2 separate regions of the Mus musculus genome follow, and region 2 is linked to region 1. The links are chromatin loops, found by intact Hi-C in ENCODE. Cell type or tissue: left cerebral cortex. All regions are shown on one strand. Links, peaks and the distances in the headings refer to the core of each region. The heading gives the core; the rest is flanking DNA.

Region 1 (15,198 bases), core at 4,101-12,100:
GACAAAGAGCTGGAGGCCAGCTTGGGCTACGTGGTAGGAAGTGATCTTTCAGTGCTGAGGACTGAACCCAGGGCCTCTTGCATGCAGGGCAAGGGCTCTTTGCTATTGTTGGCAGTTAGGGGTTGAATCACAGACTGTGTATCCCTCGATCTAGCCTAGGAGCCAATGTGCAGTTCAGGCTAACTTTGCTGCAATCCTCCTGCCTCCCTAATACAGGCACGAGCTAGCCAGCACCTTGACATACTTCAGCTTTAAACCTAACTCAGAGCCGGGCGTGGTGGCACACGCCTTTAATCCCAGCACTTGGGAGGCAGGGGCAGGCAGATTTCTGAATTCGAGGCCTTGTCTACAAAGTAAGTTCCAGGACAGCCAGGACTATACAGAGAAACCCTGTCTCGAATCCCCCCCCCCCAAAAAAAAAAAACTAACTCAGGTTTGCCTGGAACTCATCCTGTATGTAGCCCAGTAGCCTTGAGTCTGAGACCTACCTGCTACAGCCTTCTGAATGCTGGAATCACAGATGTGAGCCAGCACGCTCAGCTCAGAATTGTGAAGGTGTGGCACACTCAGCTCGGAAGTATGAAGTGTGGAGGTGTGAAGTGTGAAGGTGTGTTACCTGGATTTTTATTGTTGTGTGTATGGAGATGAAAGAATTTTATGGAGCTGTTTCTCTCCTTTCACCTTTATGCCAGGTCTGGGGTTTGAATTCAGGTCAGCAGGTTTGCACACCAAGTGCCTTTACCCACTAAGCCCTCTCAGTGTCCGCATAAGTGATTTTGGAAAGTTTAGTTTGTTCAAATAGGATCTAAAACGTTGCTGGGCTTGTGTTGCATGCCTATATAACAGCATCCATCAACACTTGCCTCTCTCTTCTTTCTCTCTCCCTCTCTCTCTCTCTCTCCTTTTTAGCAGAGGACAGGGACTCACAGTCCTGACCTGTCTCACTGTAATTGATGATCCTAAATTCTTGCACTCCTGTTCCTCCTGCCTCCACCTCTTGTCTGAGCGCTAGAATCACAAAAACGTACCACTGTACTCAGTATATGCAATGCAGTGGACTGAGCCCAGGGCCCTGAGCATGCTGGGCAAGTGCCCCACTAACTGAGCTGCACCCCAGGAAAGGGCTCTTTCCTGCCCTTTTTGATGAACCTGAACATCACGGAACATGCACTAGAGAAGACGCCTGTTTTCAGCACAACTTAGAGCCGGTGACAGAGGCCATCAGAGGCCAGAGCAGGGTCAGGCTAGGTGCCTGGGCTCCTCTCATCTCCAGTTCCTCAGTACAGATCACGCTGTGTTAGTCATCCCACTTGAAAAACCCCAAGTGTGGGTACAGGTTCCTAAAGGGGTGCTGCAGCCAGCTCTGTTGCTAAGCTGCCCCCTTTCACTCATAGCTGTGAACCCCACCCTGGTCCTGCTTGGATCGTGGGAGGAGCTACCTATTAAAAGACAAAGCTGGGGTGTCCTTTAACATCTGAAACTCCAGATTACTGCAATTCCCTTGGCTCTCTACCCTGTCGAGACCCCAGCTGCCAACTAAACCCAGGTCAAGCGCTCTACCACTGAGCTACCGTCCCAATTCACAAACACTCAAAGATCTTGGTTTCTCCCTGCCCAGCCACAGGTCATCCGGACCCATCTCTGTGATTCGGCTTTGGCCTGGAGAACCCACCCAGCACTCTGCAGATGTTGGACAGGGAGCACAGTCTCCGTCTCTGGTTATTCAGCACCCCTGCAGGCCTGTGACAATCCCCAGTGTGAGCTGCCCATGTGCCTACATCTTTACCCCAAGACAGGCTTCCCTTTCCTTCTACAGCTCCCAAATGTTCTCCAAGTGCAGCTGGAGACAGCTGAGGAACGATTTCTAGGTCCCATATATTAGGCTTGCTCACATACATGGTGCTTAGAGAAGAGAACCATGTACCACTTCTGGCTGGACTCAAACCAAGGGGGCCGGCTAGGACTACATGTGTATGCAAACTCTTTGCAGAAAGGCACTGGGAAGGGTTATAGGGACACATACTTGTAATCTCACAAACATCAGGAGTTCAAGGTTAACCTCGGCTACACAGCAAGTTCAAAGCCAACTGGGCTACATCAGACCTTGCCTCAAAAACAAAAGGAGAAAGGTGTGGGGTGGGATGAAGGCCCCAAACAGAGGCATACCTCTAGCTACTGTCTTCCCATCCAGGTTCCGACCTGTGCAGATAGAGAGGGCAGCCAAAGCCCACCTGCTCAGGGACTAGTCAGATTCCATGGGCCAGTTGAATGGTTCAACCTGCCTGGCCCTGGAAGACCAAACCAACCTCTGCAGAAGGTCGTAATAGATATTGCATAGGTAACCTCGGAGTTGGTTCTGCACAGGTTGAGATGGTACACACTGAGAAGATAGTGCCCATCAGAAAGCAGATGGGGGGTGGGGGGGGCCTGGCTTGGCCCGGCCCCAGGGAGGCCCAGTCCTCCAGCCCTCAGGATTCCCTCTGCACAACCTTCCCTCAGCAACCATGGTCAAGGCCTAGCCCCAGCGCTGATCCAGAGTCCCACACTCTCATTTCTCACGAGTGTCAGCCAGAGCAGGGAACATCGCCCCATTTTACAAATAGAGAAACTGAGGCTTCAAGCAGGACACCGGTGGAAAGGCTTCTACTCAGGTCCTGTGCCATGCTGCCCCAGGGAAGTAAGCCCGAAGCTTCCAGAGTTCTAGTCCAACTGGCCACTGGCAGCTTTTTCTCACCATCCAGCCATTCTGTTCCAAAGCTGCTGAGCACGCAGGCTGTTCCCACCCCACCCCACACAGGAAGCTCCTCTCCCTTCTCTGACCCAGCACCGCCCATCCTCCTAGCGCATGCCCAGAGCCCTCTTCTTGGCCTCCTCTGTGCTAATTATAGAATTATATAGACATGTCTCCTGGGGCTGCAGAGCCAAATGCCAAAATCCCCACAGCTGAGAACAGCAGCAGCCTTTCTCTCAGTTCTGGGGCAGAGGCTCACCACTGAGGGGAAGGGAGCAAAGGAAGGCTCACCCCCTCCTCATATTCCCTTCCTATTCTTTTGTTAAGTCAGGGTCCCACTATAGAGCCCTGGAACCCACTATGTAAACCAGGCTGGCCTCGAACTCACAGAGATCTACCTGCCTCTGCCTCCTGAGGGTGTACTGTATCTGTCTTTAACCTTACTTCCTATTCATTTGGGTGCACCCACACTCATGCTACATGGTACATGCAGAGGGAACTTGAAGTTCCTTCCTTCCACCGTGTGGGTCCTGGGAATGCAAGTTGTCAAGGCTTGGTGGCCAACACATTCGCCCACTGAGTCACTTACCAGCCCTCGATCCTGTTTAAAGTTGTTTATTATTTTCTGGGCAGGGTGTGGTTGCAACAACACAGGCAGAGCCTCTCTGGGGCTTACCACGTTGTCCCTGCCTTCTGGTAACATGGCCGGGTAGTGACCCTCAGATGGCCAGACCCTTGATGGTTCCCAAGCCCTTGGGATGACAGCTTAAGTATAATCACCTGCCTGTCCACAAAGACCTCTCTCCTCCCACATCCCACTACCCACGACACAAAGGCCACCCTGCCCCAGGCAGCTGCAGGATACAGCAGTTACACCTATTAGTCACGGGATCTTCTAGAGCACCCGCCCTTGTCACCTGCTATCCCTGCACGCTCTAGCCAGGCCCCATTTCCACAGCACTCAGTCTTGTAGCAAGCTGTGTAATCTATATCTACTGCATAGATCCCCGTCTTTCTCTTCCTTCCTCTCTCCTCTCTCCCCCATCATATCATATAATATGTTCACCAATGCTCTCCTGAACCTGTAGCAGTGACTCAGAGCCTGTCTGTCCCCTCGGCTTGCACCAGACAGCAGCCATGATCATGACCAGCCATGTTTGTAATAGCAGGGCTCTGGTTCCAAACTGCAGCTAGGCAGAGCCCCGAGACCCAAGGCCTGCCTTGGGACGATGAAGGACACCCAGGACTCTCCCAGCTCAGCTCAAAGGATGCCATGATCCACGGAATAAATGTCTGAGGACCCTGAAGGGTCCCCACATATGTTCTCTTTCACTATTGAGTGAGGGTCCAGGTGTGATAACAGCATCTGATATGTCTGTTAGTGGAATGAAGCGACAGAGAGCCATGGGTTAGGGACCCAGAGGATCCTAGCTCTGCCCTTGAAAGGTTGTTTCTTCATGACCATATGATCAGAGTCTGATGTCCACAGCCAGAGGTGTGTCCACGATGCTCTAACTAGATGGAACTAAGGCTAGCCACAGTGTGGGAGCTGGCAGTGTGCAGGTGGCACCAAGGCAGAGTGAACAGCACACTAGAACTAGGCTGCTACATGGCTGACCACGTGGAGAGGCTCGGAAGCTCGAAGGACATATGGGACACAATTTTCTGTTTGTTTGTTTGTTTGTTTGTTTGGTTGGTTGGTTGGTTTGATTTGGTTTTTCAAGACAGGGTTTCACTTCAGTTTCACTTCACAGCCCTGGATGCCCTGGAACTCACTTTTATAGACCAGGCTGGCCTCAAATTCACAAATCTACCTGCCTCTGCCTCCAGAATGCTGGGATTAAAGGCGTGAGCCACCACACCCAGCAGTGGGACACAATTTTTATTTTAAAAAAGCAAGTTTCCTTCACCTGGACTGTAACACACACACACACACACACACACACACACACACACACACACACACTCACATACACCCCACCCCCCCCCACACACACACTGCAGATGGTCTTCCCCAGAACAGCTCCTTGGTGCAGGTGCGGGGGGATGGGCAGGACAGAAGCAAAATGATGCCCTTTCCCAGAGCGTGTGCCAAACGCTCAGGCTTGCTTTCTGTTCCTCTTTTCACCCCCACGAGAGGCTGGCGCCTATTTCAGTGCCCAGCGCCTCCCTGGGTACCAGGGTGTTCTGGGGCAGCAGGGCTGTCAGCTGGACCCAGGAAGAGCCTCCTCTGGCCACCTCCTCGCTCTGTCTGACCAGCTCATCCTCCTCCAGCGGGAACCCTTGTACTTTTCCACGGAGGACTGACTCAGGACGAAGTGGAGCCAATTACAACAATCAATAATCAGCCGTTGGAAGCAACCAGAATGTTTCTAGGAGACCGGTCGATTCATTTTTTACAACATAAAAGTAAAAAAAATCCTTGGCAGATGCCCACAGTCAGTAGCAAGTTCCTTAGCAGACACAGGACCTAGGGTACAAGGACGAATGCCACTGAGGGCTAGGGTCTATCTTTTCTGATGGCTTAGAATAGTCTCGTGAGCACCCTAGCTCTTCTCAGTACCTCATGGGAAGCCCTCACACACACTGAGTACCACTGTGAGTTATGGTGGCCAGCTCCAAGCAGCTGTAAGCAGCTGTTTTCTTTCAACATGGGAGTGGGGGGGACAGGACTTGAGAACGCTGGGCTGTGAGGTCAGCCAGTCTCAGAAACTGGATCCTGTAGGGCTCCACATGTGTGAAGTCTCTAAAACATCGGATTCATAGGACAGGGGCACAATGAAGGGGGCTGCCAGGGCTGCATGAAGGCAGGGAAGTGGAATTTAGAAAGTGAACAAGTGCTGGAGATGGTGTCACATGATCTTGGAGTCATGTGACTCAGCAACATGCACTTGCTTAGTGCCTCTGAGCTGCATCTTTAGGTAGTGAGAGGAAACTGGGAAAGGCAGAAGGATCCAGGGTTCGAGGCTGGAGGCTTGTTTGTCACGGCAGTGCACACTTTTGACATTAGCACTTGGGAGGCAGAGACAGACCGATCTCCGCGAGTTTGAGGCCAGCCTGATCTGCATAGTGAGTTCTGGTACAATCAGGGCTATATCGTGCCACCCTGTCTCAAACAAACAAAAAAAGAATTCGGGCTGGCGAGATGGCTCAGTGGGTAAGAACACCCGACTGCTCTTCCAAAGGTCCAGAGTTCAAATCCCAGCAACCACATGGTGGCTCACAACCATCCGTAACAAGAACTGACGCCCTCTTCTGGAGTGTCTGAAGACAGCTACAGTGTACTTACATATAATAATAAATAAATCTTTGAAAAAAAAAAAAAAGAAAACCTTTTGGGCTGGTGAGATGGCTCAGTGGGTAAGAGCACCCGACTGCTCTTCCGAAGGTCTGAAGTTCAAATCCCAGCAACCACATGGTGGCTCACAACCATCCGTAACGAGATCTGATGCCCTCTTCTGGAGTGTCTGAAGACAGCTACAGTGTACTTACATATAATAAATAAATAAATAAAACAAATATGTATTTAAAAAAAAAAAAAAAAAGAATTCAAGGCTATCCTTGGTTATGAACTGTGTCACGGCCTGGACCATGTGAAACCTTGGTTTAAAAACAAAAGGTGCTAAGTGCTTAGAATCATTTTGTTTCCTACTTAAAAAAATAAATGTACAGCCGGGCATGGTGCCACACGCCTTTAATCCCAGCGCTCGGGAGGCAGAGGCAGGTGGATTTCTGAGTTTGAGGCCAGCCTGGTCTACAGAGTGAGTTCCAGGACAGCCAGGGCTACACAAAAAAAACCTCCTGTCTTGAAACAAACAAACAAACAAACAAATGTATTTATTAAGGCCAGGCGGTGGTGGCACAGGCCTTAATCTTGTCACAGGTCTTAATTTTGAGAGGCAGACGCAAGTGGATCACGGTGAGTTTGAGGCCACCCTGTGATTTCCAGGCCAGCTAAGCTACATACACAGTAAGATTCTGTCTCAAATAAATACAAAAGTTAAATTAAAAAAGAAAAAAAAAACTTGAAGGCTGGTTGTGGTGGCACACAGCTTTAATCACAGCACATAGGAGGCAGGTGCAGGTGGATTTCTGTGAGTTTGAGGCCACACAGAGAGTTCCTCCTGGAACAGCCAAGGCTACACAGAGAAACCCTGTCTTAAAGAAGAAGAAGAAGAAGAAGAAGAAGAAGAAGAAGAAGAAGAAGGAGGAGGAGGAGGAGGAGGAGGAGGAGGAGGAGGAGGAGGAGGAAGAGGAGGAAGAGGAGGAAGAGGAAGAAGAAGAAGAAGAAGAAGGAGGAGGAGGAGGAGGAGGAGGAGGAGGAGGAGGAGGAGGAAGAAGAAGAAGAAGGAAGAAGAAGAAGAAGGAAGAAGAAGAAGAAGAAGAAGAAGAAGAAGAAGAAGAAGAAGAAGAAGAAGAAGAAGAAGAAGAAGAAGAAGAAGAGGAGGAGAAAAAAAAAGCAGGCCTGAGCCCCCCTGCCTCAGCACAGGTGTGGAGGTGAGAGAACTTTCTGGAAGTCAGCACTGACACGGGGTCTGTCTGCTTGCCTTGCTGGCACTCTAGGCTTACTGGCCTGTAGGCTTCCGCCTGATCTCCTGCCTTCAACCCCTCTCAGCCTCCTTCGATCTCTGAGATGCTCCCCACCCACTCAGGCAAAAGGGATAAAGCATCAGGTTGGGTAGAGAAGCATTAGTGGAAAGGCCTTCCTCTGGGACAGCCGGAAAGGGCTATATAAGAGGGCGGTCCCTTGAAGAGGTAAGGCTGCTTGCAACTCCTAGCCTGAGGGCTTCCTGTGGTCAGACTGGTTTTCCGCCAGACTAGTGGGCAGATAATGGAAGTCCCCTGGGCATTTCCAGTGTCCTGCACATCTGGAGTTCCTTAAGGTCCTGCAGTAGCTAACGCATAGGCCAGACTCGGAGACTATAGACAAGAAGGTTATCCCAGAGCTGGAGAGATGGCTCATAAATTAAGAGCACTGACTGCTCTTTAAGAAAACCTGCGTTCCATTCCAGGCACCTACGTGGCCACTTACAATTGTCAGCAACTTCTGTTCCAAGGGATCCAATGCCCTCTTTTGGTTTCCACAGGCACCAGGCATGCACAGACAAACATGCAGGTAAAACAGCCATACATAAAATATTTTTTAAAGGTCACCTGGGTGCCAAGTACCTGGCAGGTTGCGGGTGACAGTGTGGGAGGCAGAAGGGAAGACAAGCCCTAGGGGACAGTGGTTTAATCCCTTCAGGGCTTTGCCAGTCTGGGGTGACGGGAAGGCACACCTTGGGTTAGGGGACAGTCTCACACAGGAGTAAAGGGGTAGAGAGGCTGCTGTCGCCCTGGTGTCTAGAGAAGAGATGCTGGGTATGGGTGAGCTACAAGCCCGAGAAAGGGGTACAGGCTGGACTTGACTGATTTGCCAAAAGTTTCAACTTCTTCCTCCAGAAATCATGGTCCTCGTGTGACAAATGCCACACTGGAGAAGCGAAGGCAGGAGGAAGAAGCATTTAGGCTAGCCTAAGGTTATATACGGAGTTCCAGAAGTCTGAGTACACAATGAAACTCTGTCTCAAAAAATATATATACATATACATATACATATACATATACATATACATATACATATACATATACATATACATATACATATACATATACATATACATATACATATACATATATATGAGGGGGGCTGGAGAGGTAAGAACACTCACTGAAGTTAAGAGCACTGACTGCTCTTCCAGAGGTCCTGAATTCAATTCCCAGCAACCACATGGTGGCTCACAACCACCATCTCTAATGGGATCTGATGCCCTCTTCTGGTGTGTCTGAAGACAGCTACAGTGTGCTCATATAAACAAACAAACAAACAAACAAACACACAAACAAATCTTTTTTTAAAAAAACAAAACAAAACTATGAGGGCCAGGCCTGGTAACACAAGCCTTTAATCCCAGCTCGTGGAAGGCAGAGGCAGGAGGATGTAAGTTGAAGGTCACTTCTGTCTACACAGTGAAAACTTGTCTCAATAAATAACTTATTTGTTAAAACGGGTGAGTGGTGGTACCTGAGGTGGTACCATATGGAATCTGCTGAGCCCACAGCCGAGTGAGGCTGGGATGAATGAGGGTAAGGGTGGGGCTGCCTGGCTTCCAGGAAAGACAGGAGATGGGCTGGGGGAGCTTCTGCTCACATCATCCACGGGGAGGTCTTTGCTGGAGGCTCAGAACAAAGGTGAGATGCTGCAGGTTCCAGGGACACCGGACAAGGGCAGTCCTGGCACTGTGGCAGAGATACATTGTTCTAAACAAACTGTTCACTCAAGCCACTCTCACTCACAGCAAGACTGAGCAGAAGGTGAAGTCCCGTGTGCACTCTGATTCCTCCCATGCATTGGCTCATTTGAAGCATCATCGGACCATGGGACACACAAGGGCCACTGGTGCTGAATATGCCCTGGATTTGCACAAATGCGTAAAGAAAGGTCACCAGCCAGGCGGTGATGGTGCACTCCTGGAGGCAGAGGCAGGTGGATCTCTGTGAGTTTGAGGGCAGCCTCCTCGTCTACAGAGTTTCAAGACAGCCAAGGCTACACAGAGAAACTCTGTCTCAAAAATCAAGAAAGAAACTCATCACTTCAGCATCATTTACAACTGTTTCCCTGCCTGAACATCTGTGCTCAGCTTGCTGACTCTGCCCTCCATCCTTGATCACCCTTCATCTTTGTGAGTGTGTGTGTGTGTGTGTGTGTGTGTGTGTGTGTGTGTGTGTGTGTGTGTGTGTGCTGACAGATTTGACCGATTGGTCCCAGGGCTTCACAGATCCTAGGAAGTACTTTACCCTGAGCTACACCCTCGGTGCAGTATTCCTGTCTGAAAACTCCTTCACCTCTCAGCTCCACCTCACCGTCCACCATGGTCACTGGAAGCACCAGGCTCACACCACTGGCTTGAAAACTCCTGGGAAAGCAAGGGCAGAAGAGAAGACCCTCTTCTCTCCTGGCTCCCTAGGGCTCTGAGCTGTTTCCAGTCTTGTACCCATCTTTGTAAGCTTTAGCTCTTGACACAAGGGCAGAAAACTAGGTGCCTGGGCAGACAGAGGCTTATCCTAGCTTTAGCACATCGCTTTGGCCTCTGCATTCCTCATTAAGCAACTGATACCAACTTGGAGATTTCCAGAGAAGAGGTAAGAACTTCCTAGCTCCCGCCAGAAGCTGATGTGTAAGTATTATGGATGACATTGGAGTTGATAATACACTTGGTAGAGTGAACCTTTAACTTGGGAGGCAGGAGGTTAGTCTGGTCTACATGATGAGTTCTAGGCCTGGAACAATACTGGGGCTTGGAGGGATGGTTAAGAGCACTGGCTGGAGGACACACACTGTCACGTGCACATAGCTGCTCATGACTGTCGGTAACTCCAATTCTAGGAGATGCAATGCCCTCTTCTGGTCTCCGCAGGCACTGCATATATGTGCTGCAGATTAGATAGATAGATAGATAGATAGATAGATAGATAGATAGATAGATAGATAGATAGATAGACAGACAGACAGACAGACAGACATATACATGGAGGCAAAAAACTCATACAAGTTTTAATAATAATAATAATAATAATAATAATAATAATAATAATAAATAGTGGTAATAATGCTAGCCAAGTGCTATAGATCTCTGAAGTTTCCCTGAGTACTGGGACACAGGGCAGGATACCTCTCCAGCAAGGGACCCTGGGAAGGTTGGAAGGGGGGGGGCATCAAGCCTGAGAGAGAGAGTGTTTATGAGGGCAGTCTGGACTTCAGATAAAGACTAGGACAAGAGCCTTCTTCAGGAATCAAATGGTAACTGTGTATGGTGGCAAACTCTGTAAGGGTTACATTGTATGTGTCTCCCTACTTAACTCTGTTGTAAGGGTTACATTGTATGTGTCTCCCTACTTAACTCTGTTGTAAGGGTTACATTGTATGTGTCTCCCTACTTAACTCTGTTGTAAGGGTTACATTGTATGTGTCTCCCTACTTAACTCTGTTGTAAGGGTTACATTGTATGTGTCTCCCTACTTAACTCTGTTGTAAGGGTTACATTGTATGTGTCTCCCTACTTAACTCTGTTGTAAGGGTTACATTGTATGTGTCTCACTACTTAAAATTTCATGCTGTAAAATTTTGCCATTTGCAGGGCTGGAAAGATGGTGCAGCATTGACTACCCTTCCAGAGAAATCAGGAGTTCAGTTCCCAGTACCCAGATGGTGGTTCACAACCATCTGTAACTCCAGTCTGAGGGGACTCAGTACCCTCTTCTGGTCTCCAAGGAAACATGCATGCAGGTAAACACTCATACACTTAAAATAAAAATAATCACTTTCAACATTTTTTTTTAAAAAATGAAATGTGGCAGGGCAGTGGTGGCGCACGCCTTTCATCCCAGCACTTGGGAGGCAGAGGCAGAGGCAGGCAGATTTCTGAGTTCAAGGCCAGCTACAGAGTGAGTCCCAGGACAGCGAGGGCTACACAAAGAAACTCTGTCTCAAAAAAACAAAACAAAAACAAAAACAAAAACAAACAAACAAACAAAAAAGCCTGGTGGTGGTGATGGTGGTCCACTTCTTTAATCCCAGTCTGGTCTACATAGAGAGTTCCAGAACAGCCAGGACTACACAGAGAAAACCATGTCAGTCAAAAAAAAAAAAAAAAAAAAAAGGCCAGAGGCAGCGGAAGTGGATGGCTTAAAGGAACCGGCATTCCAAACACATGAACCCACAGCAACTTGTGACAGCGTGCACAAGACACGCTCAGATCTCCTAACAAAAGCCCAGCCATCGTGCAGGAACAAGGCGAGCGAAGTCCCACCCCTCGCTGAGGAGTTACTGGCATCTGCAGCTGGGAGAGGGGAAGTCGGTTTCCTTTAAGGATGTGATTCCCTGGTGGGTCTCCAGGGCTGGTCCCACTCCCAAGAGCAGTTGGGCAACATAGCTGATCTCAATGGGAAGAAAAAGAAGAAAACTCTCGGTCAGGTGGGGAGGGAGGGAGAGATAGGGGTGTTGAGTATAAACAACACACCAACATGGTACATACAATTCTCAAAGCATTAAAATTTACGGGCTGGTGAGATGGCTCAGCAGTTAAGAGCACTGACTGCTCTTCTGGAGGTCCTGAGTTCAAATCCCAGCAACCACATGGTGGCTCACAACCACCCGTAATGAGATCTGAAGACAGCTACAGTGTACTTACATATAATAAATAAATAAAATCTTTTTTTTTCTCTAGACAGGGTCTCTCTGTTTGGCCCTGGCTGTCCTGGAACTCACTCTGTAGACCAGGCTGGCCTCGAACTCAGAAATCTACCTGCCTCTGCCTCCTGAGTGCTGGGATCAAAGGCGTGCGCCACCACGCCCAGCAACACTTTTTTTAAAAAAGACTTTATTTGCTGGGTGGTGGTGGCGCATACCTTTGATCCCAGCACTCAGGGTTCCTGAGTCTCCCTTCCCGGTGACTAAGAGCAGAGGAAATGCAGCATGAAGCACAGGCAACGCAGAGGACAGTCAGAGTCAAGTTTCTGAGACTAGGGCTGTTGCTTTAAGTATCTATGGTTGTGTGTGTGTGTGTGTGTGTGTGTGTGTGTGTGTTTTCGAGACAGGGTTTCTCTGTATAGCCCTGGAACTCACTCTGTAGACCAGGCTGGCCTTGAACTCAGAAATCCCCCAGCCTCTGCCTCCCAAGTGATGGGATTTTGCTTGCATGTTCTTGTGTGTGTGTGTGTGTGTGTGTGTGTGTGTGTGTGTGTGGTGTGTGTGTTTGTGTGTATGTGTCTGTCTGTCTGTGTCTGAGTCTGTGTCTTCCTTCAGAGGTCAGAAGAGGGCCTAAGATCCCCTGGAATCAGAGATGGTTGTGAGACATCACCTGAGTGCTGGGAATTGAACCTAGGTCCTCAGGAAGAGCAGCCAGTGCTCTTAACTACTGGGTCATCTCTCCAGCCTCTTTTGAGACTTTTTAAGGTAACCACGCAGTGTAAATATAAGAAATATTGAGCCGGGCGTGGTGGCGCACACCTTTAATCCCAGCACTTGGGAGGCAGAGGCAGGCAGATTTCTGAGTTCGAGGCCAGCCTGGTCTACAAAGTGAGTTCCAGGACAGCCAGGGCTATACAGAGAAACCCTGTCTCAAAAAAAAAAAAAAAAAAAAAAAAAAAAAAAGAAAAAAAAAGCATGTCACTAAGACAGCCTTTAAGTTTTCAATATGTACAAGTCCACAGCTGCTGGCACGGGCCTACCATCTCAGCATTCTGCAGACAGAGGCAGCAAGAGAATCACAAGCTTGAGGGCAGTCAGGGCTGCAGGCCCAGCAGAGGCTACACAGAAAGACCGTGTGTCAGAAGCTAATGCTTCGGTCTGGAGAGATGGCCTGACAATAATGTCCTCTGATAGTGGACACAGTGGCATACATCTGTAATCCATCACTCCTACAACAAGATGGGAGTCAGAAACATGGGAAGCAACTGAGTGTGGGGAGCAGGAGGCAGGCAGGGTGGAAGGAAAGAACCAACTCCCAAAAGCTGACCTCTGACCTTACAAATGCCTCGGTCTAATGCCTGCACCCATTCCACATCTCTCACACACAACTCTCCCCCTAAATGCCAACATGTCTACACTAATACTTTTTTAGAATGTGCCTATAAGGACTAGAGGGATGGCTCAGTGGTTAAGAGCACTGACTTCTCTTCCAAAGGTCCTGAGTTCAATTCCCAGCAACCACATGGTGGCTCACAACCATCTGTAATGAGATCCACTGCCCTCTTCTGGTGTGTCTAAAGACAGCTACAGTGTCTGTAAGCAATGTCTTCCCACCAGCCTTGGTCCTCTGGGAAAAGTGCCTGTTTTAAGGCTTCATGCTTAGCACCACCAAAAGGTCCAACCCAGAGGAGAGTGGCCAGCCAGGGAGGTCATTTGCTGGTCTTGGTGAGTCTGCAGATTTGGAATAGATTCTCTTAGACTTCCTGTCTGGCTTCAGGCAGAGTCATAACAGTTCATGAGAAGCCCCTCCTCACACACTAAACAACTTTCAAAAGGAGGAGGAGGAAGAGATGGAGGTAGCTTTTGGTGTTCAACCTGAGGGGCAGAGTAATGAGAGTCCCAAGTCCCTGTCACCTACTTGAGGTTACTACTATCGGGAGAGAGCCTGCCAAGTCCCTGCCCACCTGCACGAAGCTAGCAGCTTCTGCAGAAATAGCTGCTGATATGACACTTGGGCACAGTCCCTGGCCTCCAGCTGTGTCCCTGGCTCTAATGTTACCTAAAGGCACATAGTCTCTTTCCCTGAAAGAGGCTTGGTGGCTGGCACCATGAGGACCAATGGCACCCTATATAACGTGTATACTTGGAATGGCCAGCAAGCCACTAATGAGGAGCAGAGCCCATTTGTCAACAATGGCAATATCCCTATTCTTGGTGGCAATTCTGGGACAAAAGGGCAGAACCCTGGTGATGTGGCTCTGCACGATCTGGCAAGGTCCACCATAAGCAGTTCACAGGGCGACATCAGCTTCTTGCTCCTGACAAACTACTGCAGACATCAGCGTAGAGGAGGAGAGGTCATAGTCTCAGAGACAGCAGTCCTATCACTCTGTCTCTGGGCAGCTGGCGAGGTAGCACCGGATGTCAGGGAGCCCACGGCACAAGACATTGATTACCTCATAATAAGGGGACAGATGGGGGTCGGAGGGCTGGACTCCTACTAGCCACTTTCAAGGAATGAATGCCCTATAACCTAATACCGCCACATAGGCTCCAATAGGTTCCACCACCTCCCCATAGAGCCGTCATCAGGAACCTAAGCCTTCAGTATCCAAGCCTTCGGGAGACATTCAAGATCTGAACCATAATGGCGACCATGAGCCCACAATGACCACACACATTTCTGTGTTCTCTCTGTTTTCAGGAGCACTTTTAACCATGGTGACGATGGCTGCTATGCATACCTTTGGATGCTGAAGGGGGTCACCTCACTGTAAAATGATGACATCATTCTGATCATCGGTCTTGGTCTTTCACACAGAGATGCTGTTTGTCTTCACTGTGGTCAGGGCTGAGGACCCCACCACACCACCAGAGCCAGCTGAAGGCTTATTCTCAACTTGCACTGGTTTAAATTCTTTTGTTTATTTATTTATTTATTTATTTATTTATTTATTTATTTATTTAATGTAAGTACACTGTAGCTGTCTTCAGATACTCCAGAAGTGGGCATCAGATTTCGTTTCGGGTGGTTGTGAGCCACCATGTGGTTGCTGGGATTTGAACTCAGGACCTTTGGAAGAGCAGTCAGCGCTCTTAACCGCTGAGCCATCTCACCAGCCCTGGTTTAAATTCTTGCAGTGAAACTTTATTCACATTTTTACACTGCAATATTCTGAGCTGGTATAATTCAAAGTACAGACAATACAAAATACAGCCTCAGCATACAGCGTACTGA
Region 2 (15,198 bases), core at 3,425-11,424, 230 kb before region 1:
GAGAGAACTGAGTCCTGTACGGTACCTCTGGCCTCCACATGCATGTTGTGGTACACATACCACACGAATACACCTGCAAGCGTGTGGATGCATGCATACCCACAGTAAGCAAATGTAAAAAAACAAATCTTAACTATGCCAGAAAAATCCCTTTTCCCAAGACTGTACAGATGGTTCAGAGGTCCCAGGTTTTTCCCATCAGCCACTCAGTGGCGTACACCCAGTTATAACTCTAGCTCCATGGAATCCAACGGCTCCTCCTGGCCTCCCTGGGCACCAGGCACACACATGGTGCAAAGACTCATACACATACATCTGTCCACAGACCACTGCACATTCACAGGTTGCGGCACACAGAGTGACTGTGCAAAGTCACTCTGCCCGACAGGACTACTTGCCACAGGAAATTAGGCACGTCACTCTGCCAACTAAACCCATTTTTTCCTTTACACAGTCATCAATCAGATGATCAACTGATAAAAGTCCAATAACATTAAGATGTTGCTGTAAGGATTAAATAACATAGCTGCATTCGATCTGAGTGACCACTACATGCCAGGAACACTGTACTGGGTGTGTGTGTGTGTGTGTTCAGAGTCCAGGAAGGCACTGTAGGGAAGTGCCGTCCCCACTAGCACTACTCAGAAAAGCATGGCCAGTAGCTCGATAGGTAGGTAAATTCAAACAATTCTAGCGATCTCCCGCAGTAATTCTGCAAATGCCAAGCCAAACTCTGCAGCGGCATGCTTACCTTTTCTCATTTCACTGCTCTGTAAATTTACTTTTGATTTAACAACTCTTAGTCCATAAAAGAATTGAAGAGTTTTATTTTGCTTCTTAGCAGTTAAAATGACAGTTGAATCTGTAAGCTTAGTTTCTGACAAGGTCAACAAATATTTCATTTCTATATCAAAATAAATGAATTAAAACATTACATTTAGGGAAGCCTAAATTGGTTGCAGTCCCTTAAGTAGAGGCTATGGAACAAAGTCATTTACCAGAGTAATTCAAAGAAATAAAGTAAAAAATATAAACAAAGTGGCCCCTCTATGTCCCCTGGGTGCCTCCAAAAAGCACAAAGACCAAAGCTGTACAGGTTGCACTTGATGCTACAGGGGACCGAATGCTAACAAGAAACACTTTTAAAACACTACCAGCAAGATGGCTCAGAAGGAAGAGCACTTGCCACACAAGCCTCATGATCCAAGTCCCATCCTTGGATCCCAGATGAAATGCCCAATAAGGTGGCACTCATCTGTACCCAGCAGGCCACGGTGAGGTGAGGCAGAGCCAGGAGGCCTGTCTAGGGGATCTCCATCCAGCTAACATGGAGCAAAGAGAAACCAGAGAAACTGAGTCACAAGGTAGAAGGCAAGAAGTGACTCCCAGATGTCGCCTTTGACCTCCACATGCACACTGTAACTTGCATATGCACACGCGTGTGCACACACACACCTATATATCACAGAAATACAGAATAATAAATTAACTTTTAAAAATTAAAGAGTCATTTGAATTGGGGGTGCAGACCTGTGACCCCAGTGCCTAGAGGGTTAAGGCAGGAGGATCATTTAGGCTCAGTTAAAGAGCAATTATGCAAAATAGTAAAACACTGCCTCAAAATAATTTTTATTGACAACAAAGGGCTCCTCAACCTCAGAGGGCACTGGATGGGGTGAGAGCAGAGAGGCCCCAAGCTGGAGCTCTTCTCACGAACAGCCAGGTCTCTGGTAAACAGAAGGTCTCCTCCAGCCTGATTTCCACCACTTTCAGATGTAAGTGAAGGCAGCTACTTAACCCAAAGAGAGTGAGAGGTGAGAGGTTAAGGAAACTGGAGAGATGGCTTGGTGGTTAAAAGTACTTACCACTCTTCCAACGAATGAGTTCAGTTCCCAGCACCCACACTGGGCAGCTTATAACTGCCTGCACCTCCCAGTTCCAGGGATCTGGCTCCCTCTGTTGGCCTCTATGGACACCTACACACATACGCCTTATACCCGCAGATGCATAAACGTAAAATAATAAAACTGAACAAGATGCCAGCATTCAAACTCCTCGCTACTGATCTACTAAAATGTACAAAGGTACTGAAAACTTACATCTTCACAAAAACCTTCACACAGACGTCTACAGAAGCTTCAGTCATAACTGCCAGGACTTGGGAACAACCCAGACGTGTGTCAGTAGAGAAGTAAGTATGTTACATTCAGCCAGTGGGCTCTCAGTCTATGCTAAAAGCGCCATAAACGTACAGAACTTCAACTTCACATTACTAGGTGGAAGCAGCCAATGTCAGGGGGCGACAGGCTGTGTGGTTCCGACACATGACTTGCTGGAGAAGGGAAGCAAACAAGCAACAAAAACCATCAGTTGTTGAAAGTTAAGGAACAGTGAAAACAGGTGGCGCAGAGTGATTTTCACTGCCAGTGACACCAGGAGGGGAACGGATGTGCACCATCACGTGCTCAAATCCACACCGATGTGTGTATGGTAATGACGGGGGCCAGTGCAGAAGGGAAGAGGGTATTTTGGTGACTCTGCGCAAAGTTCCTGGCAACCTATGACTAACTTCAAAACTCAGGGTCTGAGAAGTCCAGATGGGTCACAGAGATCATCAGGCTGTAGGACTGTGTGGTGATGGTTGGCAGAGGACCCGAGTTCCATTCTCAGCACCCAGGTCACATGGCACACAATGACCTCCAACTCCAGCACTAGAAAGTCTCCCTCCCCACACAAACACATAAATAAAAATCAACCTTTAGAAAAGAGGGTAGGCAGAGTCTGAATCAGTGAGATGCCTAAACTGATTGCACTTACCAGCAATCCTGACCACCTGAGTTCAATCCCCAGGAGCCGACATGGTACAAGCGCCTACTCTAACAAAGTATCCTGGCACAGGTGTACACACACACACACACACACACACACACACACACATTGCACCCTTACAATGAAATTTTTAAAGCAGTCTATGAACTTGGGGTTGCAGATGTAACCCTGTAATCTCAGGACTTGAGGAAGTAGAAGCCAGAGGCTGAAGAATTCAAAGTTATCCACAGAGGTGTAAGTTGAGGCCAGACTGGGCAACACTGGACTCTTTCAAAACAAACAAAAACAAAAACAAAAAAACCCAGGCTGCAAATTATAATAAACAAATTACGAAATGCTTAGGTTGCTCGGCTTCTTGCAAACAAAACAAAACATAGGAGAGGACCTATTTACTGAGAGCTCTTGAAGGACCCTCCTGATGCCCTCCTGGACTCCCTACCTCCCGGAGGTTGAAGCTGGTCTGGCCGGTGCTGTGGCCTTAACTGGAACCTGGGCCTGGGCCGTAGGATCCTCATTGGGGACCTCCTCCGAGCGCTGTACCTCCTCCCGGGGCGCCTCCGCAGGGAAGGCGGGTGGCAAGCCCAGAAGCTCCACATTGGTCACCGTCTTGCCGATGGTGAACCAGTCATTTATCTGGTCGACCGTGAGCTTGCGCAACATCCTCGGTGCCTAAGCGCTGCCTCAACTGCCCGACTCCAATGGTGGCAAAGCCTTATGAGCGCTGCCCTGCTCAGCAGGCCAACGACCGTTCCAGAAGCCTCTACCCCCACCCCTCACTGAGGCCATCCAATCAGCTTGTGCCACGCAAGAGAGTGGGGCCAGGCCCTGCATGCACGTGGGAGCCTCGTGCCTTCTGGAGCATGCGCGAAGTCTGTAAGCTGGAGTCAGGTGACCTGGACAGGCACGTGTTTATGGAGACCAGCTGCTTGTGGATTTGATGTTGGAGTCCGCTGATAATATTTACTGGACTAACTTGATACACCATGTTTGGTTGATATCTCCGGGGAGGTTTCCCCTTTTCTGAAAGGAGGAGGGGAAGCCAAGACACGGGACTGGGGAGGAAGGAGAGGAAACTACAGTCTGGATGTAATATCTGAGAGAAAGTTAACAAAAAATACTTTAAGAAAATATTTACTGCATCCCTGCTGCCAGCTTGGCCTAGAGTCCCACAAGGACTAACCTCAGCTGGAGCTGGACCACAAACCATGGAGATTGTAACCTTATGCCTACAGGACCACCAAAGCACTCACTGAACCATGGTCTCATTGCCTCAAAGTAGGGTAGCTCTTAGTGTTCTCTTCTTACATGGCCCAAAGATCAGGCAATTCTTAAAAGGCTCGTAAGCTCTAGGTCAAGTGAAGACTATTGGATACCTCTGGGGCAGATTGGGTTTATTCTCAAAGCAGCTTGAGGTTGCAAACAGCTAACAACAACACTTGGCAATGAAAGATCTGCTAAATAGCAAGAGAAACTGCTTAAGTTTTGCCCACATTTTAAATTCAAAATGCAACATTAGGTGCTTCGAATGAATCTGCTGGGATAACCTGTAACATTTTGAAATTTTAGATGACTTAGGGTGTTTTGGACTTGAGATTAAATTAAAAGTTTGTTGATTTCCTGGTTAGAAACTTTGTCTTCAGATAGCTTACTATGATTCTCCTCGTGATAGTTCACAACTGTAATCCTAGCACTTGGGAGCCTGAAACAGTTTGCCAGCCTGAGCGACAGAGGAAAGAGATTATCTCAAAAGAAAAAAAAATCAAAGTAAAATATTCTTTTTGAAACACATCTTAACCCTGAGTTATCTCTCAAGACCCTCTTTACACTCTTAATAGTGACTGGAGACCCTAAAGAGCTTTTGTTTATGGCTTAATATCTGTCTACAGGGGGATGACAACCAAGAAGTTTTATGTATTCGTCCAAATAATTTTCAGTTGTCGGTTTGGCACAGCCCAGAGTTATCTGAAGAAGTCTTGATCAGCGACTGTCTGAGGGACTACACAGATCAGATTGGCTTGTGGCCATGTCCGTCAGAGAAAGTCTTGATAAGTGATGTGTGAGTCCACTGTGGGAGGCACTATTCCTAGGCAGGTAGAGCTGAGCATCCCTTTTCCATGGTTCCTGCTTCTGCTCCTGCCTGGAGTCCCTGGCTTGACTTCCCTCAGTGATAGATTCTGACTTTTAAGTGTTGAGTTTAACCCTTTCCCCTCCAAATTCCATTAATCAGAATATTTTTTTGCAGGGACAGAATTCAAAGTAAGACAGTATTGATAACTTAAACTAGCAATTAAAAACTCACTTGATGTCAGGCATTATTGTTTTATGAAAAATCACTGTATTTTCCAAGAGCCTCGTGTGTAAGAGAAACACTTAAAATTTTATATTTCATATAAATTTTTTCATAAATTACAATTTTATATTTTTACTTACAGGTATGTATGGGTGTATGGTACGTGTGAGTGCAGTGCCCATAGGGGCCAGGAGAGGACAATAGATCCCTCCTGGAGCTGGAGATAAGGGCAGCTGTGAACTGCCTAACATGGGTGCTGGGAACCATACTCTGGTACTCTGGTAGAACAACCGCTGCTCTTAACTGCTGAGTCATCTCTCCAGTCCCAGAGTGACACTTAGAAATCTTCACCAGTCCCTTAGTGTCTAACTGAATAGAAGACAACATCTTTTCTGTCTCTGTGTTAACACTATATGACATCACAAGTCCCACAGCCTCTGGAAAATTCCATTGTGCACATGAGAGAATTCTAGCAAGAAAAGGCAAATGTTACTATTGTGGTGAAAAGTTTTGGTCCTCAGAGGCCTTAGAAATCACTAAGCCTGCAGATGCTCTGTTAGTAATTATTCCTTTATTCTCAACTTGTTCAAAACTGTACTTCACCTTTACTAAATGCTAATTTTCCTATAAGGAGAATCCTGAGGAACAGTCATTTAACATCATCATTAGGTGTTAGGGTTTTGTTGTTTGGCAGTGCTGGGTCTGGAACCCAGGACCCTCACACACGCTAAGCAAGCGCCCTTCCACTGATCTGCAGCCCCAGCCCTCAGCTCTAGTTTTGTCACGTGACTTCCAGACTTTCATTTCTCTGTCTGCTTGATTCCACTAAGATGTTTTGGAGCCTTTTTGTTTTTGTTTTTGTTTTTTTTTAATATTCCTTTTACAAAATTCTCAGTCAGCTATTAGCTCTTCAAATATTTCTACCCTATTCCTCATTGATTTCTTAGACCCAGTTAGCTGTATGATGGAGGGTAAAGCTCAGTTGTAGAGTTTATATCTTGTTCTAGGTACCCACCTATGGTTTCAGCACCATGAGAGGAAAAAGCTGGATAAAGTGGCCCACTCTTGTAATTCTAGCACTAGAGACTGAGGCAGGAGAATTGTCATGAGTTTGAAGCCATACTTAGACACAGGCAAAACACGTATGCATAAAATAATAGTGATTTTAAACTAAAGCAATAAAGTGGTGTTATCAAGACAGTTCAGTGGGTAAAGATGCCTGACAGCTTCGCTCCCCGGACCTCCACATGGGCCCCATGGCACTGGGGATTGTTCCCCACTCTCATCCACGTAATAATATTTGTTAAGGGAAAAAAAAGTAAAGAGAAAAGGAGGGAGGAGGAAAGCGCTAGCTGCTCTGGGCCGAGGGGACTGGGCTCCTTCTGTGTGTGCGACACCTTTGTCTTCCCTTGCTTGTCTGGGTTCCTGACTAGCTCTTCTGTGTTCTGCTTGGGTAATGGCTATACATGCCTAATTTGTTTTAACCCAATAGGTGGCTTTCTTTTGTTCAGTTTCTGTTCAGATGTCAGTCATTTCTTAAACAGAAGTCTGAGGCTGAAGAGATGCCTTAGTGACTCAGGGCATTTGTTGCTCTTCCAAAGGACCCAGGTTCAAATCCCAGCACCAGTGTGATAGAACACAAACATCCATAATGCTGGTTACAGGGTATCCAATGCCTTCTAACTTCTGAGAGCGAACAGGCACATACTTGGTACACAGACATAGATGTGAGCAAAACACTCATACACATAAAAAAAAAAACTTAAAAAAAAACTAAAAAAAAAAGCAATAACAATTTTTGTTCATTTGTTTTGGTTTTGTTTTCTAAAAACCAAACCAGGGTTTCAGGATGCTCTTAAAACCCTAATCATCTTCCTCTACTGTCCAAGTGCTAGGATTATATCACGACACACCCAGCTAGCATGCTTATTTAAAACATAAAACCTTAGGTCCAGTCCCTAGCGTTCCTGCAGAAGTCTCTGCAACGCTTTACAACAATTTTAATGATAATTACTATGCACAGCATGGCTGCTTAATCAAATATTAGAGCAAAAATTTTTGTAGCAATACAGGGGGAAATGGCAAGAAATGCCAAAAGCCTGGCATAGTGGTGCAGGCCTTTAATCCAAGAAGACAGGAGGCAGAGGCAGGCAAATCCCTGAGTGTGAGGCCAGCCTGGGCTACATAACAAGTTACAGAAAGACCTATCTCAAAAAAAAAAAAAATTCAAGTAAAGAGGGTTTCCCCTTGTCACTGTTGCTTTATTTCCTTTGCTCTTATTGTTTGTTGGAGGGGAGAGGGGAGGAGGAGGGAGTGTGAGAGTCTCACTAAGTAGCCCAGGCTATCAAACTCAATAGACCCACAGCCCCACGCTCCACCCTCCACCCTGTGCCTCTGCCCCTTAAACGCTGGGATGAAAGACCCGAGCCACTATGTCTGGCCTTTGGTCTGATTGGTTGTTTTTGTTTTTGTTTTTTCTTTTTTTTTAGACAGGTTCTCACTGTGTAGCTCTGGCTGTCCTGGAACTCACTAAAAAAAATAGACTAGGCTTGAACTCTCAGCGATCTTCCTGCCTCTGCCTCCTGAGTGCTGGGACTAAAGGTATGCACCAACACACGCGAATTTTGGTTTAGGTTTTCAGGCTGGCCTGAAAGTCACATTTATCCTGCTGCTTCTGCCTCCTGAGGGCTAGGATTAAAGCCATAAACCATGTAAAAGGGGCTTTATTTACTTATTTACTTAAGGACAATTTGTCCGGATTATCTACTGTCCTGGTTTCAGCACTGAAAGTCCTCTGTTCCTGGAAACCCACAAACCCTGGGAAATCTGGTCAGTTTTATGACACCTAGAAACACAGTAGGCTTCTCCCAGCTCCTCCTGGTTTGGACTAATCCCTTCCGAAGCTTGTAACACCCGGGCGACCACTGGGGGCGCTGTGGTGCGCAGGCGCGGAAGGCCGGGCAGCCGGCGTCTGGTGTCTCCGCTCCTTCCGCTTTCCCAGCAGGCCCTGCGCGGCGCCTGCGTGCTCTGTGACCTTTCCCATTCTGTAGCAGAATTTGGTGTTGCCTGTGGTCTTGGTCCCGCGGAGGTAAGAGCGGAACCTGGGCTTTTTGCTGTGTTCCCAACCCGGGGGACTAAGGAGGGTCCGGGACCGGGTGCGGTGGGGCCCAGGTAGATCGCGGGCGAAGGACTCTGCGATACACGCTGACCTTGGGTCAGCCCCTGCGCCGCCTACTACAGGGAGGGTCCACCGGGTTCCCCGCGACTGTGACGGAGAGAGTGCCCGGCTGAGTCATCCAGACTGCGGGGGTGTCCGGGGTCAGTCCTCCAGATCCCCAAGAGTCCCCCAAGAGTGTCCGGGACTCCATCACGCCGAGGGCAGGGATGTGCACGGCGTTCAGTCCTCCACACTGCGAAGGTGTTTCTGGAGTTAGTCTTCCTGATTGTATGAGGGGAGGGGTGGTTGTCAGTCCCTTGGACAGATAAGACTTTGCTCAGACATCAATTTCTATGCGAAAGAGGGATTACTCCTCAAGACTTGGAGGGCCAGGGGCCCTAGTATCATCCTCACAGAAGTTGTCCAGGAGCTAGATTCTAGTGGAGGTCCACTCAGCATGGACTGTGTCCTTGTGCTGACACTTGGATGAACCTGTGTAACTATAGGCTCTGGCAAAGGGGCATGCCACCATCAACTGTGAGCATCTTGTTACCTACTCAAGTTACTCAGGGAGGGATGCAGCTAAAAATCCGTGCCAAGAAACATCACTTCAAAGCCAGTGCCTTCTTTCCATTATTCCACAGGTTTCTTCCAAGTTAGGTTTTGGCAAGGCCGATGTTTGAAAATGTATGAAACCACATTATAAACCTCAGACATGTTCCCCTCTTTACAGTGTGCTGCCAGGTAATAGCTTGCTGTTACTGTCACTTTCACAAACTCTGCAGGCATAGGCAGTCTCAGTAGACAGCCATTTGACCTTCGAGTAGGATGATCTTTTATTGAATCTGGTATTGTAAAACTAACAACTGGGAAATATGGTTAGCCAGAGAAACTTAGGTGGGAAGAGTAGAGGCCACACTGAGTACAGGGAACATGTCACTTGTGTAGTCAAATACAACCAAACTGACCAAAATGGAAGTCCAGGAGCAAGAGACAAAGGGGTGGGGGTGGGGTGTAAATGTACTGGATAGCAGGCCTTCACTGTGTCGGGACTCATGGCAGTTTAGAATAAGGACACAGTGCCAGGATGCCTCGATGCTGAGGAGAACACCAAGACCACTGAAGTCCCTCCACATCCTCTGTTTACCTTTTCCTTCCAGACCCTCCTGTGACACCACATTCTTTTTCAGGGTGTGGGAGGTCAAGACAAGTTTTCTCTGTGCCCTGACCATCCTGGAACTCCGTTTGTAGATAAACCAGGCTGGCCTTGAATTGAGAAAGATCCCCCTGCCTCTACCTTCCAAATGCTAGGATTAAAGTCAATCGCTGATATCATACCAGTCTTGATACAGCTCAACACTTCTGCACAGCCTATGAGATGAAACCTCTTTAAGTACTTTCTTAGAATCCCAGTGGCCTGGGACTTGCTGCTTTCTATTGGGTTTTTGTAGCAATTCCTTGCTATTGATTTGATCATTTCCTGAGTGCTCACTGTGCACCACGTGCCATTCTGGATCCATTCATTGTTGTTTGGGGACGGGGTGGGGGATATCTTTGTTTTTGTCTTTTGAGACAGGTTCTTGCTGTGTAGCCCTGGCTATCTATGTAGCCCTGGCTATCATGTAGACCAGGCTGGCTTTGAACTTACAGAGTGCTGGTTGGCTGGGATTAAAGGCTTGTGCTGCCACCTCCCAGCTAGGGTCCTTTATTTTTTAAGAGTCTGTCGAGCAAGTAGGAGGTCCATGATTGATGAAGAGATCTGACAAAGGAGGTTTAGAGAATTCCTAAAGTCAAGAACAGAGCTGGATCCCAAGGGTTCTAACCCATTGGTCCCCTACAGTACTCTCTCAGTCCTTGCCTGTGCCACAAAGATTCCACTCCACCTACTCAGTGACTTGGGTTCCTTCACGCTTTCCAGAGGCTGCCTTCTAATGCTCTGAAGCAGAACAATCCAACTAGAACATTCAGGTGCACATAATAGGGAGGAATTAAGGACAGATGACCATCTATGGTAAGATGATAGCACCACTCTACAGGCTAACTCTCACTGGACGAGCTAACCTTCAGACCTTTCTTCCACTTAGGTTCATTCCCATAGGAAAGAGCAGGAAGCACGGCCATAGAGGCAGATTGGTTCCTGAAGTAATCAGCAATGTGGGCCAGATTTGGTGTGATCTAGTCTTGTTTGGATCATTGATGCTTTGGGACGCAGTATAGAAATATGCCAAACAGTATGAATATGCACCCTATATTCTCTGATGCCCAGGAGGTCAAAAGACTCGCTGGAACTGGAGTTATATTACAAATGGTGGCAAACCACCTTGTGGATTCTGGGACATGGACTTGTTGAGCCATCTCCACCCCCAGAAGACATATCCCTAAATTCAAGATTAAATGGTGTGCACGCCTTCCCTGTTTCCCTAGTTCAACAGTAGCATTCTGTATAACAAGCACTCCCGACACGATACCAGGGCTGTGTGCACTAATGCAAGAATCCTAGACCCGTGTGAAGTGCAGCTCTCTTACTATCCCTGTTACACAGTCAGGTCATGTAAACTAGTGGGTGAAACCAGGGCAGCTGCCTTCTCCCCCGCCTTCAAGTTCACTATCCGTGCTTCCACTGAAGACGCTTCTCTGGGTAGCCTGGCTCTCCCTCCCCTCTTCCTTCGTGCCTCTACCACATGTGCCCTTCATTTTTTTTGCTGAGTGAATATGGTCCAGGTTTCAATAATTCACAGACAGCCATTTGACTAAATTGAGCTGGTGCTGTAAGAATAACATACTGTTGTACATCAATGAACACTTTCCCTGGTTGTTCACAGCAGTATGTCAGTTTTATAGTGTTGCAGAGTAGGATTCAATGTGCAGTAGCAGTGTAGAGCAGAACCATCAAGGCAAGGTACTGACTGCAGCCCAGGGGTTTCCCAGTCAGGTGAGAAGGGCTCAGAGCTGGGTCCTCCCGGCAGCTGTCAAATCCATCAGCTGTTTCAAAGCCCCGGGTTGGGAATGTGGGTATCTAGTTTGGTATCCAGTTAGTAAGCTGTAATCATAACTGGAAACATTACTTTAAGGGCTGTCCCATTAGGCTCATTCTGTACCATTGGTTGTGTACTTATCTGACAGCTCAGGCCTGAGCTACTGGAGGTTAAAGGGTAGTAGTTTAACAGGCCTCCGTCTTCATTTCCCATGGGAAGACCCACATCTGACCGTGGTGTGTGGTTTTGCTTGTTTTGTTTTCAACTTGAAATGCTAACGATGCTAGAAAAGGGTGCTTCTACCCAAAGGTCGAAAAAATGATGCATGGCTTGGGGCCAGCCTTAGTGGCAGGGAGGCTTGTGGGAGGGACAGCCTGCTAGCAAGATGCTGGCAGGGTATCAGGAGTTCAGAGAGCTCCCCAGAGCCTGTGGAGTATGGACTAGCGCTCTGGTCAGGTAGATGAAAATATCTTGTCAGTTAGGTATATGGTAGCAATTACCTTAATGTTTATCATTTCTATTTCAGATGTTTCAAACCTTGATTCAAAAAGTCTGGGTCCCCATGAAACCCTACTATACCCAGGTTTACCAGGAAATTTGGGTAGGAGTGGGGTTAATGAGCCTCATCGTATATAAAATCAGGAGTGCTGGTAGGTTATATTTTTATTTCTTTGCATTTAGCAGGGGGAAATGTTTTCAGGAAAAAAAATAACAATGTTATCTACTAAGGAACTGTGACTTTTTAAATTATTACTTTTTCCTGGACACGTAAATACACATGATGTATGTGTGGGCACACATGCCGAAGCCCTCGTGCAGAGGTGTATAATGGTTCTCTCCTTCCACCTGTACGTGCGTCCCTGAGATTGAACTCGGGTCACCAGGTTTGTATAGCAGCACCTTTACCTGCTGAGCCACCTGGCTGGTCCATAACGTGGCCTTAGATGTTCCTCAACAAATGAAGAAAGAAAACATAGAATAAAGTAGCTGACATAGCCCTTGTTGGGAGAGCTTAGCCTGGGCAATTCCACACAGTGCAATTTTATTCGGCCATTAAAAAAAATGTTTGCAGTAGAAATAAAGATTATCCTGCTAAATGAGATGAGCCAGACTATAAAAGATAAATATTACATGTTTTCCTGCTCTGCGCAGTCGACTTTGCAGGCAGGAAGAGACCAGCAGGGAAGGGAGAGGACAGCAGGGGAGGGCAGGGGGAGGCACGGGTGTGCACCCACTGTAATGAGACCACCTGCTTTGTATGTGAATTGTGGACTAGAAAATGGCTGTGATACAGGCATCCCTCTGAGAGCATGCTGGGATGCTTCACCCAGCCTGTGAAGCCTGCAGCCAATGTTGCTTGTGACTGGGAATTTGACTGGCAGTGTAGGACACTGGTGTGATTTCTTTCCTTTTTCTGTTTTAGATAAAAGAAGTAAAGCTTTGAAAGGTAAGATTTCTGCTTTTTGGAATGGTTGAGGGGTGAAAAAGACCATCGTGGCTTTTTAAAACAAGGTATATGAATCCTGAATTAAAACTGACACCTGGTTCAGTGATTGTCAGATACAGTGGAAATATTAAGTAAAGATCAAGACGTTTGCAGCTGACCTTAAATCCCAGTACTCGGGAATCAGAGGCAGGTGGATCTCTGCGTTCCAGGACAGCCAGGGCTACCCAGAGAAATCCTGTCTCAAAAAACAAACAGCCAAACAAAAAGTTTTTAGTTAGATGTTTAAAAGCAAACCTGTTTGTAGCCCTTTGGCAGTGACAGAGAAAATGGATAACTGATGACGCTCGGAAGCAAGGCTCACTGGGCAAGCACAGGCTCGCTGGGCAAGCGTGTGTGCTACCGAAACTCCTGATGTTTCGTGGAATTTTGAAGGAAAATATCTGCAAAATTTGTGCCCCGGGACTGGCTGTCTGTCTATTCTGTTTCTCTGGTGGCAGTGAAACTATGGCCATTCGAAGCTTACCCAAACCCAGGACTGGCTTCCTGAACTTTTGGAGGCGAGCGTTCTCCACTCCTTCAGGGGGACAGCTGTGTTAGCATCACTTGCACACACCTGGCACTGTGCTGAGTAGTTTACAGTGAAGTGGCCCCCAACCCCATGCTGGGTGGGGTGTTTTGGTTGTTTGGTTGGATTGGGGGTTGGGGGCTAGGGCTTGCTTTTGAGGCAGAGTCTCAGAAATCCTCTTGCCTCTGCCTCCCAAGTGTTGGAATTAACACCCAGCCCCCATGCTTTTTGTAGCATTAGAATGAATATTTGCATTTCTGACTTGTTCTTCAAACAATAAGCTGCATTCTGTACCACTAAACTGTACCACTTGTTCCTCTCCTTGAAAGGTCCTGCACCTGCCCATGGCCATCACTAACTGCTCCGAATCCACAAGATGAAGACGTCGGCTAAACTTGAGCAAGCTTTGTTAGATGGGAACATGGAACATCACTGTACACTTATCTAAGTACCATTTATAATGTGGCATTAATAAATGTATCTGTGAATACCACTCTCTGCTTCCCCTGAGTAAGTCCCTGGTGATGCAGCAGGCTCCGTCAGAACGTCTGAGCCACCTTCATTAGGAAGCCTGAAGAAAGAGAAGCAGTGATTGACGCCTTTTAAGAGTCAACATCAGGATCTAGATAATAACTTTGATTCCAATACTTAATAATTATTTGTCAAGTGGTTCTGCTTCTGCCTATCATCTGACCTCTCTGTCTTGTTTTCATATTTTGAGAAAGATGTTAATTATCTTAAGGGCTAACTTGAAGTTTTTACTAGGGTCAGTAAGAAAGTAAGAGGAAAACACCACTAATCTCAGCTGAAGCAGAGAGGATCGAAAGTTCAGGGGTTCAAGGCCAGCTTGAGCTACTGAAAGCCCTGTCTGGGGAAAACAAAAGTTTACATAAAGATAAGCAGAAAAGGGCTGGAAGGATGGTGGCACGGTTAAGATCACTTGCTGCTCTGATCACAGAGGACCCAGGTTTGGTTCCAGCTCTAGAATCAAGCAGCTCACAGACACCTGTGACTCTGGCTCCAGTGGACTCAACACCCTGCATCTAACATACCCGTTATCAGTTACATGTATACCCATTAGTAAGGAATTAAGGGAAAGAAGGCGGGTGTGATGGCTCGGTGGGAAGGGTGCTGTTTCCCAAACCTGATAACCTGAGTTTGGTTCCCAGGGCCCCCGATGTGGGGAAGGAGAAAGCCACCTCAGCTCTTGGAAGTTCTCTGGCCTCCACTTGCGCATGAGCACATGTTTGCACACTTTTTTTTTTTTTTTAATGGGAAGATCACCTCAGAGCATGTGGTCGACATAAGCTCTGGGCAGAATTATATCCGAGTAATGAATCACGGGGCAAAATAAGCAATGTGAAAAAACAATGAACTGTTGTCGCGCACCTATAGCCACAGTGTGTGGGAAGCTGAGGCAGGAGAGTCACAAGTTCTAGAACAGCCTGCCCTGTGGACTTTGTCTTACAGAGAAGCCAGGTATGGTGGCCTCATATCTGTGGTCTCAGCTCTTGGGAGGTTGAGGCAAGAGGATAGAGTTCTGAGTATTCATGACTTAATGAATTTGAGGCTAAACGGGACTACTTCAAACATATTTAGAGGGCGGTGGGGCCCACCTCTAGTTCCATAGCTCCTGTCCTAGGGTTAGTTTCTATTGCTGTGCTAAAACACCATGTCCAACTTGGGGAGGAAGAGGCTTGAGTTACATACTCTGAATCACGGGTCATTGAGGGAAGCCAAGGCAGGAACTGATGCAGAGGCCATGGAGGGTGCTGCTTACTGACTTGCGCCCCAGGGCTTGCTCAGCCTGCTTGGCTGGTTGGTTTTTGTTTTGTTTTGTTTTATCTTCTGTGCACTGGTGTTTTCACATATGTGTCTGTGTGAGGGCATTGAAGACCCTGGAACTGGAGTGATAGACGGCTGTGAGCCACCATG

What was found. A loop is a pair of places that touch in the nucleus more often than their neighbours do. Peaks named below come from ENCODE experiments on the same cell type or tissue, not always from the same donor. Only the 100,000 strongest peaks of a DNase experiment are listed, where the experiment ranks them.
Region 2: it touches region 1 in a loop (2.1-fold over the local background); 9 of 42 quality-filtered maps call a loop at or near these places.

What each region holds. Positions count from the first base shown.
Region 1 is chr12:111,733,892-111,749,089 of GRCm38, reverse strand. It overlaps Coa8 (cytochrome c oxidase assembly factor 8), which reads right to left. Exons shown (of 5, transcript NM_026511.2): 5 at 14,866-15,198. Among named protein-coding and RNA genes, the nearest start is that of Klc1, 17 kb to the left of the region's middle. In left cerebral cortex, for the core only: CTCF peaks have their summits at 6,057, 8,530 (motif pointing left) and 10,164 (motif pointing left); DNase peaks (open chromatin) are centred at 4,862 and 10,160.
Region 2 is chr12:111,959,933-111,975,130 of GRCm38, reverse strand. It overlaps Atp5mpl (ATP synthase membrane subunit 6.8PL), which reads left to right and starts at 8,122. Exons shown (of 4, transcript NM_027360.3): 1 at 8,122-8,207; 2 at 11,778-11,901; 3 at 12,675-12,698; 4 at 13,593-13,757. The coding sequence starts at 11,778. The coding sequence ends at 13,621. Tdrd9 (tudor domain containing 9) reads right to left here and starts at 3,572. Exons shown (of 36, transcript NM_029056.1): 1 at 3,269-3,572. The coding sequence starts at 3,489. In left cerebral cortex, for the core only: a CTCF peak has its summit at 8,041; a DNase peak (open chromatin) is centred at 8,081; H3K4me3 peaks cover 1,209 bases; H3K27ac peaks cover 724 bases.